Linked DNA regions of Mus musculus: region 1 is linked to region 2. Evidence: chromatin loops called from intact Hi-C (ENCODE). Cell type or tissue: gastrocnemius. All regions are shown on one strand.

Region 1 (8,000 bases), 120 kb after region 2:
AGAGAGAATATCTCGTGTGTTACATGGAAGCATCACCTGTCAATTTAAAAACCTATGGCCAATAGGATAGGGTAGAATAGAAGGTGGGCCATCCCAGAGGCAGAAAGAACTCTGGGATAGAGCCAGATATTGGAGATTTATCCTGGAACATGTGATAAGACAGATGCATGGTACCTGAGTACAGGAAACCGGCCACGTGGCAGAATGAATATCAGAGAAAATGAGTTATAATAAGTTATGGTATATTGGGCTGGAGAGATGGCTCAGCGGTTAAGAGCACTGACTGCTCTTCCAAAGGTTCTGAGTTCAAATCCCAACAACCACATGGTGGCTCACAATCATCCGTAACGAGATCTGACGACCTCTTTTGGAGTGTCTGAAGACAGCTACAGTGTACTTATATATAATAAATAAAATAAATCTTTTTAAAAAAAAATAAGTTATGATCTAGTCAGAGAAGAGCCTAGCTATATGCCCAAGGTATTTGTAAATATATTTTGAGCCTGAGTCTTATTTCTGGGAGCATGGGGCTGGGAGGAAGCCGCAGACCTCACTTCTCCAGCTTTTTAAACTTTTAATTGTGTACCAGTTTTCTTCAGAGGTGACAACTCTTAGCAAAGCTATTGTCTAATGTACCAACTGCAGCACAGCTTTGTAAATGGGGCTTCTTCATGAATTCAGTATTACAAACACTTGGCCATTGTCATGTCCATTTTTAGAGTCTAGGAACTGGATCACAACAACACAAATGTTTACACCCTCTGCTTTAAGATCTTATTTCTGTTTTCTAATCACATTAAACAACATCTGTCTGGTACATATGCTATTTTGTCATCTTGAACAAATTCACTGAAAGAGTCCATTTAAAAAGCAAAAAGCCTGCCTACATGAATGGCTAAAATCTAAACAACAGAATGAGAGCAAAGGCTAGTGAAGAGGTGGAGCAACAGAAACATCCATCCCATAGTGGTGTGTGCCTTTAATCCCAGCACTTGTGGGGCAGAGGCAGGAGGATCTCTGTGAGTTCAGGGCCAGCATGGTCTACATAGTGAGTTCCAGGACAACCAGGACTACAAAGAGATATTGAGAGATTCTGTTTCAAAGTCACCCCTTGAATAAAAATTACATGTGAATGCTTATCCAGAGCGTCAAAAGAGACCACTATGAAAAATTATATGCCAACAAACTAGATAGCATAGAAAAAATACATTTCTAGAAATCCATAACCGACTGAGACGGAAGCAATAGAATCTCGGAGCTGACCGACGTGAGTAAGACAACAACCACTGAAGAACAACGGCAAACACCCTTCGATTCCCTTGATAAGAACTCCAATCTGAGCACCCGGTGCCCTCTCTCCTATCTGATCCATTGGTGCCATTGCTTTGTTTTTGAATAGCATTTTCTTTGGCCACTTTGAAGAAAGAAACTTTCCAATACAGAAGAGTGGAAGGGCAGATGACCTCACTTGTGATGTCCACAAAGTCCTTGAGGAATTTATGCCAGTTCCTCTTGAGCATAGATGAAAAAGCGTTAATGAAGCCTAGCTCTTGTGCCTTTTCTTGGGCTCTTTTCCTTCAGTTAGTTTGTCTTGTCCAGCATCAATGTGATGGTTTTTGTTTTATTATATTTTATTTTGTTAGATGAATAAATGAGTGAATGAATGAATGAAAACCTAGTCACTAGGGTAAAAATTATCAACTGAACTGTTGTTTGTACCTGCTGGGGGAGGGAAAAATCCGTTTTCTCCAATGGAGTGACACTGAATATATCAACCACACCAGGGCAGGCCTCATGTTCAGGAGTAGATTACCTATATATAATGGACTTCACATTTTTGTGTGTCTGTGTGTGTGTGTGTGTGTGTGTGTGTGTGTGTGTGTGTGTGTGTGTGTATGTGTGTGTGTGTGTGCTTTTATTTGGTTATAGTTTGGTGTTTGGTTTTTCTTTTGGGGTAGTGTTTTATTTTTTCTTGGTTTGGTTTCTGTTCTTTAACTAAGTTTTTTGATGGGTGGAGGGTCTGGAAGGACTTGGAGAGGGTAAGAATATGATCAAAATATATTTAACGTTAAAGGTTATCTTAAGTAATTAAAAAAAAAATATAAAAACAAAATGCCTATACTACCCCAAAGTATAGTATTGGTTTATAGGGATGTATACCAAAATTCTAGTTGAAGTCTTTTTAGTAGACAAAAAATTGAAAATGTTTAGGGAAGCACAAAATCCCTCAGATAATCGGGAGAAGAACAGAGCGAGAACCATCGTACATGCTGATTTCAAATTATGTTACAAAGCAACAGTAATCAAAATAATATTTTACTGGCATGAAACAGACATTGTGATGGTTTGAATATGCTTGGCTCAGGGAGTGGCCCTATTTGGAGGCGTGGCCTTGTTGGAGTAGGTGTGTCGCTGTGAGCATGGGCTTTAAGACCCCTGTCCTAGCTGCCTGGAAGCCAGTCTTCTGTTTGTCTTCAGAATAAGATGTAGAATTCTCAGCTCTTCCTGCACCATGCCTGCCTGGATGCTGCCATGCTCCCACCTTGATGATGATGGACTGAACCTCTGAACCTGTAAGCCAGCCACAAGTAAATATTGTCCTGGGGCCATAGTCTGCTAACCACTGTCCTATATATCCAGTAGGCATTATTACATTTGTGTGCATATATATGCACTTGTGTGCATGTGCACACATGACAGTGAAGGCCTGAGGTTGATCTCAGGAAGACTAATTCCTGAGGCTCTTCCATCTTACTTTTTGAGGCAGGATCTCTCAATCAAACCCCAGAGCTCCAAGCTAAAGTGATGGCTTCAGTAAAGAGGACCCATGTTTGGTTCCCAGAACTACAAGGCAGCTTATAACTCCTTATGATGCCAGTTCTAGCTGTGGTGGCTTGAATATGCTTGACCCATGGAAAGTGGCATTATTAGGAGATGTGGCCTTGTTGGAACAAGTGTGGTCTTGCTGGGGCAAGTGTGTCATTGTGTAGGTAGGCTTTGAGAACTCTGATGCTCAGGTTCTGCCCAGTGCAGAAGGGAGTTTCCTGCTGCTGCCCGTGGATCAAGGTGTAGAACTCTCAGCTCTTCTAGCACCATGTCTGCCTGCATGCTACCATGCTTCCCACCGTAATGATAATGAACTGAACCTCTGAAACTGTAAGCCAGCCCCAATTAAATGTTTGCCTTTATAATAGTTGCTTTAGTCATGGTGTCTCTTCACAGCAATGGAAACCCTAACTAAGACACCAGGGGATATGACACCCATTAGTCTCCGAGGGCTCCTGTAATGATTTGTATAGACTAAAGCAAAAATATACACATGCACAAATAAAAATAATAAATAAATCTTTCAAAATTAGAGGGTAAAACCCAGAGCTTTCCCATACGGCTAGTCTTACTGGATGGCTTGCTCTGGGGAACCCCTATCTCTGCTTTCTTGATGATGGACTTAGAGGGGGCATCCTCCCAGGATTAAGGGGTCAGAACTTTAATCCTCTTGCTTGTACAGCAAGCATTTTAATGGCCAAACCTTCATTTCTCAAGTCCTATGAATTATTTTAGTAGCAATCTAGAACAAGAGTGTTCTAAAATTTACTCACTGTTCTGTGGTTAGAATATAGGCTAATTCCAGATCTCATATAATGAGCCATCCCCCAATGAACAAACAGCCACACAGGGAAACCTTTTATTTACAGCGATCCACACCCATACCTCGAATGTATTTAATTGTGGGAGCCAAAATGGCAGACAGAACATCTAGAAATTAACAGACTGAATAGTTAGCGATAAAACACCCAGAATCTGCATTAACACCATTCTAAAACCTTTGCGGGTGTGATGAAATTCAGCTCTCAACACAACCCTAAGGGGCTGGAGACATGGTTCAGTTAGTAAAGTCCTTGCTGCACAAGAATGAAGACAGAAGTTTGATCCCCCAAATCCATGTTAAAAAGTCGGATGTGGAGGTTCAGTTTGTAATCCCAAACTGGTGAGGGTGTGACAGGCAGGTTCCTTGAGGCTCCCTGGTCCGCTAGACTAGCTTAACCGGGAACTTTCAGGTTAATGCGAGACTCACAAGACAAGACTGATGGTCCCTCTGCATGCCCTGGGACATACACTCATGAAGAGAGGAAGAGGGGGAAAGAGGAGAGCGCGTGGGGAGAGCATGGGCATGAAGGTGAGATGGGGGGAGGGAGAGATTTGAGAGCAGGCTCTCTTGAGGTGGAGGAAAGAGGAAAACCGCCACTGTGATCTCCTGCCATCCACCTTCTTTGAGACTTACTTTTCCTGCCCTGCCACTGAAGTTCCCAGGGACTCTCCCCTGTCCCCATGGATACACTGGGATAACAGGTTTTAGGCTGTTGCATCCTGCGTTGTGGAACTGAAAACTCAGGCTTCTCGCTGGTAAGCACTTTACTACTGAGCCAACTCCTCTTTAAAGATTTTAAAGGTTCAATAATGCTGGGACCAAGCCAAGCCATCAACACAGGGGCCTGTGGGGAATGCCCCAGAGCCAACTGGAGCAGACAGATTGCAACTTGGTCTATACTACTTGGCTCTGGAATAGCAGGCGTGCTCTCTACTAGGCAGATTGGACCAATGTGCACCTCGGGGGTACTCTATACGCATCCTGACATAGCGGGGGTTCTGTTTTGATCTTTGATCCCACAGGACTGCGTTCTCTGTCACACAGAGGACACTTGGTGGTTATCGGATGTCCATTTAACCTTTCTATTTGTCCTATAAACTTCATCCCACCGATTTTTCATTACTGTGAACTTTCTTGCATTTCTTATCTGGTCCGGTATACCATGTCCAGTATAAATACTGATTGAAGAATATGTCCATATCCTATTTTTTCTCAATTTCTGGTCCTAAATGTAAGCATTTAACCTCGCTCCTTTGAAATCCAGCCTGCTAGCTTGTAGGTGGGATCTGGCTGGGCTATCAGGTGTCTCGGAGCAACAGCGCCCTCCGAGCCTCGGGCAACTCTCCGAGGGGTCTGTCCTCACTCCCCTGCCCTTTCCAGCGGGGGGCGACCCGCGTCCGCGCGTGTCCCCACTCATGCCCAAACAAGGAAGCGCGGGAGCGGGCGCGCGCACGCGGTGGGCCAGGCAGCGGGTCTGCGGGGAGCGGGGCTCCGCCCGCGGGGGCGACCTCGGGCGGCGCGTGCGCCGTGCGCCCCAGCCGGCCGCCGGGATGCCTATTTTAGTCAAAGCCTCCGCGAACGGGGAGCGGGCCGGGGCCGCGCTGCCTGGGGACCCGCCGCGAGCCCGTCCAGCCACCGCCGCTCGCCGCCGCCGCCGCCGTCGCAAACTTTGCGCGCGCCGCCGCCCCCGGGCCCCGGGACGCGCAAGGTAAGGAGCCAGAGCGCGCGATCGCGCGGGAAAGTTGGGCACGGAGCGGCCGAGCAACTTGCGATGCGCCCGCGTCCCGCGTCGTCCTTGCAGCCGCCCTTCGCCTGCCCGCGCCCCGGTCCCTCGGCGGGACAGCGGGGGGCCGCGGAGCTGTGGACGCTGACACTGCTGTGAGAGCAGGGCGAGCGGGTCCCGGGTGGGGGAGCAGTGGGAGCCACGGGTCCTCGCCACCCGCCCGCGTCCTAGAGAAACGGGTGGCTGCCAGACGGATCCCACAAAACCGTCGCCCCGAGCCGCCCGGAGGTGCGCGGAGAGTCCGGGAAAATATCAGTGAATTGCGCGTCTCCTCAAAAGGTTTTTGCTCATCGCTATTCATCTTCTTCTTTTTTTTTTTTTTTTTTTTTTTTTTTTTTTTTTTTTTTTCTAATTTGGTCAAGGTTTAATGTGCTAGCTTGCTTCCTCGGTCAGGTATGTAGACCTGCAGATGCCTATTTGAAAACCAGTAGATGGGCACGCTTTTACTACAGTGAGTAATTTGGGGAATTAGACGTGGAGGATCTGATGAGAAAGATGACGTTCTGATTTTGACAGTTTACAAATTCATCCAGTAATCTAACCTTCTTCATTAGATCATCATTCATTATTCGTATAAGGGCAGTTCAGTGTAGGCCACTTAAACCTATTAAGAAGTGATTAAGCAGGCCGTTAGACTAAGTCATTGGATAGCGAAAAAAAATTGAACTGATTTATGACAGGTAAGAAGCATTTCACAGCAATATATGTAACTATATATCTACAGCTGCATATAACATTTGCGTATCTTTAATAAGTGTAGCGTAGCAAAGTATGTTCTACAATATGCCTGCATTTAAACCTGGCCATTTAGGGCCGGTGAAAGAGCTCAGGCCGTGAAGGTACATGCCAGCACGCCTGGCAACCTGGGTTGTATCCCCAGGACCCGCGAAGTGGAAGGGGAGAGTCTCCAGCAAGCTGTCCTCTGACTTATGCACCCGTACACCACTGTAGAAATAAACACATGTAATGCATTTTAATAGCTATTAATATTTTCTGGTTTTGAGGAAAATAATAGTTTTCCTTGCCAATTTCCTTTGACCAGAAATGTAAGCTTTTAATGCCACTTCTAAAACCTAAAAGTGAACTATAGCAGATTAGGAGGTAGCATAGGCGAAATATGAGGGGGTGTTTGTGTCGATTAATTTAGTACAAAAATCTGCTTTTGAACATCACAACCCGACTGAGTTTTTTTGTTGTTGTTGTTTTGTTTTGTTTTTAGGGGTTTTCTGTGTAGCCCTGACTCTCTCTGTAGACCAGGCTGGCCTCAAAACTCAGAAATATATCTGCCTCTGCCTCCTAAGTGCTGGGATTAAAGGCGTGTGCCACCACTGCCCAGTTTCGACTGAGTTTTTAAGACCCTGTAGTAAAGCTGTCTCTAGTCCTAGGGGCAGGGATGGGGTTGGGGCTGGGGTTGGGATTGAGGCACAGATTAAAAAGAGAGGCAACATTGGCTGGCTTGTGGTATAGAAGCTGATCAAATGCAGGAAAGTATGATTGAAAAATGATTTTTACATATGTGTTATGTTTCAGGCTCATCTCCTTAGGCTCTTCCCCAGTGACATTATCTATAGGGTCTTGGGAGTGTACGGATTATCCCTGCCTCCCACAGGACATTGGGTAGCCATGGCAACAGGAGGCAGGCGTGACACTCACACTCATTTTAGGGTTCTTGGAACCAGCCCATCGTGATAAGCTTGTATTTTTATTAAGATGTTTGGAAGGTAGTTGGACTCTTATTTTTTTCTTTTTGTAGAAAATCAATATTTAAGTCAACTTTAAGTCAACTGTTATTATTTGTGAGCTGTTTAGGGTGGGTATGTGTTTAGGTGGTGGAGTGCTCTCTTGTCCCCTTTAAAGCCCCATGTGTGAGTGTGTGATCAGCACCACAAAACAAATGTCACGAAAGTCGGCTTTGCCTCAATTCATTTCATAAGATATACAGAATTCATCCACATATACTTGTGTCATGTCCTTTCAAGATGTTCACACCTATGATTATACTACTTAAAACCTGTATTATGTTAAGATGTGAATTTCTTTATTTCAAAGATGTATATATTTCTAAATTAAATTTAAAGATATTTTGGTTCTTCATTTGACAGTAAAAAGTGAAATAGATTAGCTCATCTCTTCTGTAAACCTTTGTAGTTTTGTCAAGGACCAGATTTGTATAATTAATAATACAAGACCAAGCAGAGGCCAAGAATGGACAGGGTGGAGTGTAACTTTGTGTTACATTTTATACAAATCTGTGTAAAATGTATATTGTTTGAAATGCATTTGCTATGGAGCTTAATATTTTAATATCCAAGTGTATATTCATGAACCTTCCTACATATAAATTGTATATTTGCTATTTTTTTCTAATTTGTGAAATGCCACCAACTAGAATTATTTGAGGAATTAAAATAGAGGCCTAAGTTGGAGAATAAAAGAAAATATTTATAAAGGAACTATTTACGTTCTCTCTGTGCATGTGTATATGCTAGTTCTGTATATGATTATGTATTATGTGCACATATTATGGTAGGCATGTGGCAGTGAGTTAACATTGGCACAAAATAGAAC
Region 2 (8,000 bases):
CCGGCAAGAACACACTCGGACAACCGGATTCTTCTGCGGCAAGCTTTATTGCTTCTTAAGGAGGGAAGACCCAGACCCTGGAAAATGGTGCTGCTTATATAGCCCTCAGCGTGGCGTTTCAGCACCTGATGTGGCATGTCAGCTCCTGATTTGTTGCTCGCCCATCACCTCATTACTATGCCCCGAGATGGGCAGTGACTAGGCGTGAGTTCACTCTCGCACTTGCGCACAAGGCTTGTTCACTAGTTAGGCACAGCGGAAGCCAGCACCATCTTATAATGGCGATTGCTTGCGGCAAGGCTCTCCACACTCCACTACCTTGTTCATTTTTCTTCAGGTGAAGCCTCTCCAGACGCTCTTGAACCTCTATGTCCATCTTCCAAGTCAATCTTTTACGTATCCACACTGGTTTCTTGGCACCCTGTGAACTACTAGATCCAGGTATTCCATTGACCTGACATAACATGTCTTCAAAGGACTGTTTCTGAGGGGCCCCCAAATTGCTCTGAGATCCTTGCCCAAATTTTAAAAATGTAATGCATATAAAAATAGAAGAAAAATATTATTAGTACCTATATGCCTTAGGGTTAAATACCTTTTTCAGGGAGGAGTGTCTGGGAAGGGGAGTTTATTGGATAAGCCCTTCAGACCTTTTGGTACCTCATTAAAATGGAGATCTGTCTTGAGTCTACATGACCTGTGATCATGTTTCTTACCTGTGGAGGGGCTTGGGGTGTTGCCCTTATGTGACTGATGGCCACAGACCTATGTAGAGCTGCAGTGTCATGTCAAGGGCCTGGTGTCCAGGAACATGGCAAAATGCCTACTGTTCCTTGCAGGGTTATTCCCTGTGGGGTCACCTGCAGGGTCACTGGTGTTTCAAACCTAGCTCAACCAGAAACCAGGCTGCTTTTCACAGTCCCACAATAGTTGAGCATAGGACACCTCAAAGCCTGTCCCCACTGTGACACAGTTCTTCCTATAAGGCCACATCCACTCTAACAAGGCCATACCTCTTAATAGTACCACTCCCTACAGGCCAAGCTTTCAAACACATGAGTCTACGGGAACCATGCCTGTTCACACCACCACATGATATTACCCTTTCCCCCTTCTTTATTTTAAAATAGCAATCAAGTTGTCCATTAGCTCTTTCTAGCTAGCAAGAGATTGGCCTTGAGGTTCGTAAGAAATGATATGGGTTACAGCATACTGTTGACAAATTTCCTGAAAAGGCTTGGCAGCATATGCAGGAACATTGTCAGAATTTAATATTTCACAGAGGCCTAAAATAACAATAACTGCTTCTCCCAATAGGGCAACAGCAAAAATGAGCAACGAGTAAGTATCCACAATGATATGACCATACTTTAACTTCCCCAAACCATGGTGTAAGAGGACAGAGGCATGATATTAACTTTACATATGAAGGGCATTCCTTAACTATCAAGTGAACCTGCTTTTTAGCTAGTAAACCAGTTTTTCCATGCTGAAGCAATTTGGTGAAAGCATGCATGTGATTATTCATCTTTCCTTTAGGTTGTTAGTTCCCAAGAAAAGAGACAGTGTTAAAAGGAACTCTGCCTTTGCTTTTCCCTCAGTCAAAGGAACTGGAAGATTAAAATGTGACCTAATGTGGCCAAATAAACCAGGTTTCCCCCTGTCTACACCTCCTGTTGAATTAATTGTAATAAATCACCAATAGAGGTGGCTGATGAAGGAATTCATGCTTTTTCTAGATGCTGCACTGCCAGGGCTGCGTATTGTGACTCAGAATGTAACTTGGGAAGTTGAGGGTAACATTGCAAAGCAGTGTAAATCCCATGTACTTCCATCCATCGTACAGAAACACCTGAGTGGGCAAATATCTGTGCAGCACCTCTAGAAACCAGGGCACCCTTATGGTCTTCTGTGGCATCTACAAACACTACTTGTGCAGAGGGTATTGACAGAAGTTAGGAAATAAAATAGCACGTTCTAATGCAAAAATCAATAAACTTGATGGAAGGAAAATGATTATCAGTTTGAAAAGGATATACAGCAAAAGTCTGTCAACTGAAGTATTCATCAAAAAATCCAACTTTTTATCATAAGGGATATAATATTTTTGTTGGCTCTTGTCCAAATAATTGCTTTGTGTAAGACCTGCCTAGAATTATCAATTCCTGAACCATATGCCAGTATGGAGTGATGACCTTTTTTGGACTGATAGAGAGATGTATTCATTCTAGTGGTTTCTCCACTCGGAGCAACCCTGTGGGGATGTTGAAAGAAGGTGTTACTATTTATGGAGAAACAGCATAGGTATTTAAGATATGCTGAAGTTGAGCTTCCCTAAGTGCATTTGCCACCAGCCGTCATGTTCTATGTGTAGGCTCAGTACATTCTCTAGGGGATGCAGGATCAGTATTCCTCTTAAGAATATCAATTAGGGCTGGAGAGATGGCTCAGCAGTTAAGAGGACTGGCTGATCTTCTAAAGGTCCTGAATTTAATTCCCAGCAAGCACTTGGTGGCTCACAACCATCTATACTGGGATCCAATGCAGGTGTACATGCAGATAGAATACTAGCATACATAAAATAAATTAATCTTGGGGCTGGTAAGATGGCTCAGTAGTTAAGAGCACTGACTGCTCTTCCAGAGGTCCTGAGTTCAATTCCAAGCAACCACATGGTGGCTCACAACCATCTGTAATGGGATCCAATGCCCTCTTCTGGTTTGCCCTAAGACAGTGAAAGTGTGCTCACATACACCAAATAAATAAATCTTGAAAAAAAAATTGGAGGGCTGGAGAGATGATGGCTCAGCAGTTAAGAGCACTGACTGCTCTTCCAAAAGTTCTGAGTTCAATTCTCAGCAACCACATGGTGACTCACAACCATCTGTAATGGGATCCAATGCCTTCTTCTGATGTGTCTGAAGATAGCAGCAGTGTGTTCATGTATGTAAAATAAATAACTAAATTAAAAAAAATAAAAACAAAGGTTGCAGTTGTGGTGTGGGAAATTCTAACCTATGTCTAGCCCAATCTAAATGTTTTAGCCATTTTTGAAAACCATTTCAAGTTCTTAAGGTGTCCTTCCTAGCTTCCACCCTATAAAGACTTTATAAACTTTCCTAAATATAAAATTGGAGTAATATGATGATTTTTATGGGCCTGTAATCAATCCATGAGTTAATCTATTTTTTTAACTTCAGCAGACAAACCTTCCAGAAATCTGTTATTTTCAGCAGGAAGCAGAGCAGCATCCATATAATGTATAACAAAAGCATCAAGAAACATCAGTTTCTTTTTAAAGCAATAGCAACAAATTTTTGACATAGTTGAAGCACCTTCTGCCCTTGAAGGGCCACATCCATAGATAGCCCCTTGAGTATACGAAGGTCTAATATCAGCACAGAGGTAGATGTAGTCATTAATCTCTCCTTTCTTTCAAAAGGGATAGAAGGTAGTCCGGCAGGGAGCATTAGCATTCTCATATGCCAGTTGCTTGACAATAAGACCTCTCCTTCCTGTCCACTGACCATTCGGTGACTGACTGGGAAACAAAATCTTGATATGACTCATCGAGCCTCTGGCTAATTTTAGAAAGTTCCTCTGCCTTCCTCCAGGTTCTGGTAACTTACACGGTGCTTGCAGTGCCAAAGCACTAAGCCTCAGAGGACATGAAATCGCCTGTTGAGCATTGCTATCCATGTCTTCTCCTGACATCTTAAAAGTTATAGGCACATTAGTTTGCTCCTTTCTAATAGCTTCGTCTTGACATCTCTCGTCCTCCACAGTAAATATTCACCCACTAAGACAAGCTTTTGCTATGATCTTCCAGTCAGAGGGAACAGAGACAGACTCAAGGTTATACAATCTATAGGGAGCAGTTAACCCATATTGAGAGTAGGCCTACCTAAGATCTCTAAGAGTCTTAAATGAAATGGGTATATAATGTTTAACTCGCTGTTCTGCATTATTAGGATTGCATATTTCAATCTCTGGGGAAAAAAGAGAATCCCTCAAGGTCCTCTCCCATCTGCAGGGCTTGATACTGAGCCTCTTGCATCAGAGACCTATATGATGGTTTAAAAGGAACTGACTGTCTCATTGAGTTCACACATTAGTGAAGGTAGGGGTGATGTGGGTGTTTCCGTGTTATCAGGAGCTGCACTTGATAGATCCGGGTTAGGAGGGGAGGGAGTTGGAGCAGGAGGTAAAGAGGCAAAGTCACCAAAAGGAGAACGACAACCAGGTTGAACTTCAGGTTCTAATTTTTCTTCTATTCTCGGTGTTAGTTGGCTTTTTCCTAGTCACCTGCCACGCGCTCTGGTCGAGTCAGCTTGACAAGCCGAGAGGCTTGGAAGCTACTCACTGAGGCAGAAGAGTTTCACAGAAACTCATTCCTGGAGTCTGGCGTTCTCTCTAACCCATACATTAATTTTCCATTCCTGTGTTAGTCTAGTGTATAAATCCACGTGCTCTCTCTTAGTATTATCCTATTATAAGTGCCTTTTAAGATTGAATTGTGACATAGCTAAAGCCAGTGTTCCAACAGTCCTAGAATGTCCTTGAGCAAGACCTTGGGCTTGGAATTCAGTACTGCCCCTGGTATTACACTATCACTTTGAATAAAAGTTAGGTCACTGCCCTTCACAGGAATCTACCATCACCAAGGAAGAAAGAAGTTTCTGACCGTAGGAGAGACCAGAATAGATACTTAGAACTATAGCTGAGTTACACCCATATACAGGAATTTACAATGGTTTAGGAAGTAGATTGGGCTGTGGTTTTAGAGTACTGCATTATTCATGTGATGGTTAGCTAGAACGGAACTCCCTAGTTAGAACCATGACTTGGGTGTGAAAGCCCTTGCCCTAGGAGTGAAAAGATCTCACACCTGGCTTCTAAGACTATAGCTGACCTTAGATAGGGCTGACTTTGTCTCAGTTATTTTATTGCCCAGTTCCTACCAGTCTTTGCGTTTTCATTCCTCTGTTCTGTGTAAGAGTCATTAAGCATCCGATTACCTCTTTGTACCTTGCTGGTGTGTCACCCAACTTCCTTATTGTCTTCTGCATAAAAAGTCCGATGCTTGATTTGACAAATTACATTCAGATCCTACACAACCTCTCCTGTGTGCATCTATCTGTCAATTCATCCGACGCTTTGCCCACCCGCGACTAGAGACCCGTTCCACGCAGACAAAGGGGCCCAGAGGGTCTGCGGCAGTCACCCTCATCTCTCATTTAATTGTCACTTCTATCAGCTACTGTTTTTATTTCTTTCCAGAGCTGAAAAGCATTGCTAGGAATTTCCTCTGGTTCTCTTGTATCTAATCTCCCTGAGCTGCTCATTGGTCCTACTGGGATCAAGTTCTGGAATCCAGAGATCCCTCCTCAGAGACAGAAGCCTGAAGTTTGCTGATGAACTCCACGAATTTCATCAACTGATGGTGTCCTGATTTAACTTTTCCAGCAACAAAGCCAGGCGTGATGGTGCATGCCTTTAATCCCAGCATTCGGGAGGCAGAGGCAGGCGGATTTCTGAGTTCGAGGCCAGCCTGGTCTACAAAGTGAGTTCCAGGACAGCCAGGGCTATACAGAGAAACCCTGTCTCAAAGAAAATAAAAACAAAAAAACAAAAAACCAACCAACCAACAAACAAACAAAAACTTTTCCAGCAACAAAATTCACAGAACTGCAAACAAGTGTCGTTCCTTTGACCTTGCCTGACCCGTTTGTACCTGCAATGCCTTCTGCCTTGTTACACTTGTGTGTACACCACGACCAGGAGGTCTTCACCTTAAGTATTTGTTATTCTTAAATTTCTGTATTTCAGATCCCCGTTCTAGAGTCACTTGTAAACACCAGTGTTTACTTACCAACCAGGGTCTCCTGATATCATGAGTGGGAATGAAAACCAGACCAGATTGGAGGGGTCTCAGTAAGGCTGAAGCTAAGAAAAGTTTATTTCAAGCAATCAGACTTTTTATACACTTATTGAAAACAGAATATAATGGTGGTTGTCAGGAGATGATGACAGTTGCAAGCAAAATAAGGTAGAGAAGATTCATGTCTAACTCTGTTTGTTGTGCCAAACTTGTAGATGTTTCACTGACTTCTAAGGAAACAGAGACACACAGGTGGTCTGAATGCTTCGCTGCCCGAGGGAGTGCCTCAGTTTCTCAGGAACCAAAAGGCAATGTCCCCGGAGCCCTGAACTCTAACATCAAAAATCTATGATGCATGCTTCACAGGGCAGTGAGACCAGGCCAACTCTGATTCACTGCCACAAAAATTATTTGCAGATGCTGCTAAGAGCCGGGCGTGGTGGCACACGCCTTTAATCCCAGCACTTGGGAGGCAGAGTCAGGCGGATCTCTGAGTTCGAGGCCAGCCTGGTCTACAGAGTGAGTTCCAGGACAGCCAGGGCTACACAGAGAAACCCTGTTTCAAACAAACAAATAAACAAACAAACAACAAGAAGTGGTGAGCATATTTCAGGCAAGTGGCAAGCTAAAAATAAAAATGAAACAGAATAAATGGGTAAATAGTTTACTTATATCCCAACAACAAACTTGCTGTAAATGAAATGAAATAAATGATTCCATTCACAATTGCCTTACAAAACCTATAATGAACCTAGTCAAGGGTATAAAGGCTTCTACTTTGAAAAGTTTAAAATATTCAATGGAGAAATTAAAGAAGACTCTAAGAGGAACGAAGACATCTCATGCTTGTGGACAGAAGGGCAGATAGCAAGAAAACCAAAAGCAATCTATAGACTAAGTAAATCCCAGTGCCATTCTTCGCAGAGGTAGAAACCAAAATCTTAATTTCCTATGGAAGCACAAAACACCTCAGACAGCAAAAGCAATCCCAAGCAAAAAGAAGTTGGTAATGGTGACATTATCAACTTGATTTCAAGTTATAGTACAGAGTCATAGTAACAAGTGCACAAGTGCAGCTCAATACTGCCACAAAAATAGACATGTAGATCAATGGAATAGAATAAAGGACCCATACATAAGCATACATATCTGTAACTACCTCCACCTGATCTTTGACAATAATGACCAAAGTCTATTAAAGAAAGAATGACCTTTGCAACAAATGTTTCTGGGAAAACAGACATCCACAGGTAGAAAAAAAATGAAACTGTATCTTACTTTTCATAAAAGTATAAATATAAAACACAGAAAAATTTAGAGGAAAAATCAGGGAAACAATTCAGAATAGAGGAGTAAGCAAGGACTCCAGTCACTCAGGAAACTATGTCAACAAGTGACAAACGGAAGGAACCTCATAAAAATAAGTCTTGAGCTAGCAAGATGAATCGCTGGATAAAGAAAGGCACTTGCCACTAGGCTTAACAACCAGAGTTAATTCCTAGGACCTACATGGTGGAAGAAGAGAATCAATGCCCATAATTTGTTCTCTGACCTTCACATGCATATTGTAGTACTCATTATACGTGTACACACACACACACAGACACACACACACACACACGTAAAAAAACACAATTGAGTAAAGAGACAGCTTGAAGAATGGTAAAATGCTTTCTAACTATATGGCTGGAATATGATATATATAAGAAAATATAAAACTAAACAGTAAGAAATTAAATAACACAATTAATAGGATAAAGCAATAAGCAGTTGTTGAAAGATGAATTACAAATGGCCAATAATATGTAAAAATGCTTAATTCTTCATCAAAAGAAATGTAAAGCAAAATTACATTAAAATTCTATCTTGCCATCAGAATGGCAGTCATTACTAAAAAAAAGTACTCAATTTTCATTTTTTTAATGGTTTACTTTTTTTTTTAAAGATTTATTTATTTTATCTATGTGAGTATGCTGTTGCTGTCTTCAGACACACCAGAAGAGGGCATCAGAATCCATTACAGATGGTTCTGAACCACCATGTAGTTGCTAGGAATTGAACTCAGGAACTCCAGAAGAGCAGTCTAGTGCTCTTAACCACTGAACCATTTCTCCAGCCT

What was found. A loop is a pair of places that touch in the nucleus more often than their neighbours do. Peaks named below come from ENCODE experiments on the same cell type or tissue, not always from the same donor. Only the 100,000 strongest peaks of a DNase experiment are listed, where the experiment ranks them.
Region 1: it touches region 2 in a loop (5-fold over the local background); 2 of 42 quality-filtered maps call a loop at or near these places.

What each region holds. Positions count from the first base shown.
Region 1 is chr10:45,330,525-45,338,524 of GRCm38, forward strand. It overlaps Bves (blood vessel epicardial substance), which reads left to right and starts at 5,211. Exons shown (of 8, transcript NM_024285.3): 1 at 5,211-5,357. In gastrocnemius, a CTCF peak has its summit at 4,990 (motif pointing right); DNase peaks (open chromatin) are centred at 4,483, 5,147, 5,368 and 6,291; H3K4me3 peaks cover 2,163 bases; H3K27ac peaks cover 1,743 bases.
Region 2 is chr10:45,213,284-45,221,283 of GRCm38, forward strand. No RefSeq gene overlaps it. Among named protein-coding and RNA genes, the nearest start is that of Gm26016, 51 kb to the right of the region's middle. In gastrocnemius, no CTCF peak of the experiment used is centred here; no DNase peak of the experiment used is centred here; H3K4me3 peaks cover 323 bases; H3K27ac peaks cover 2,413 bases.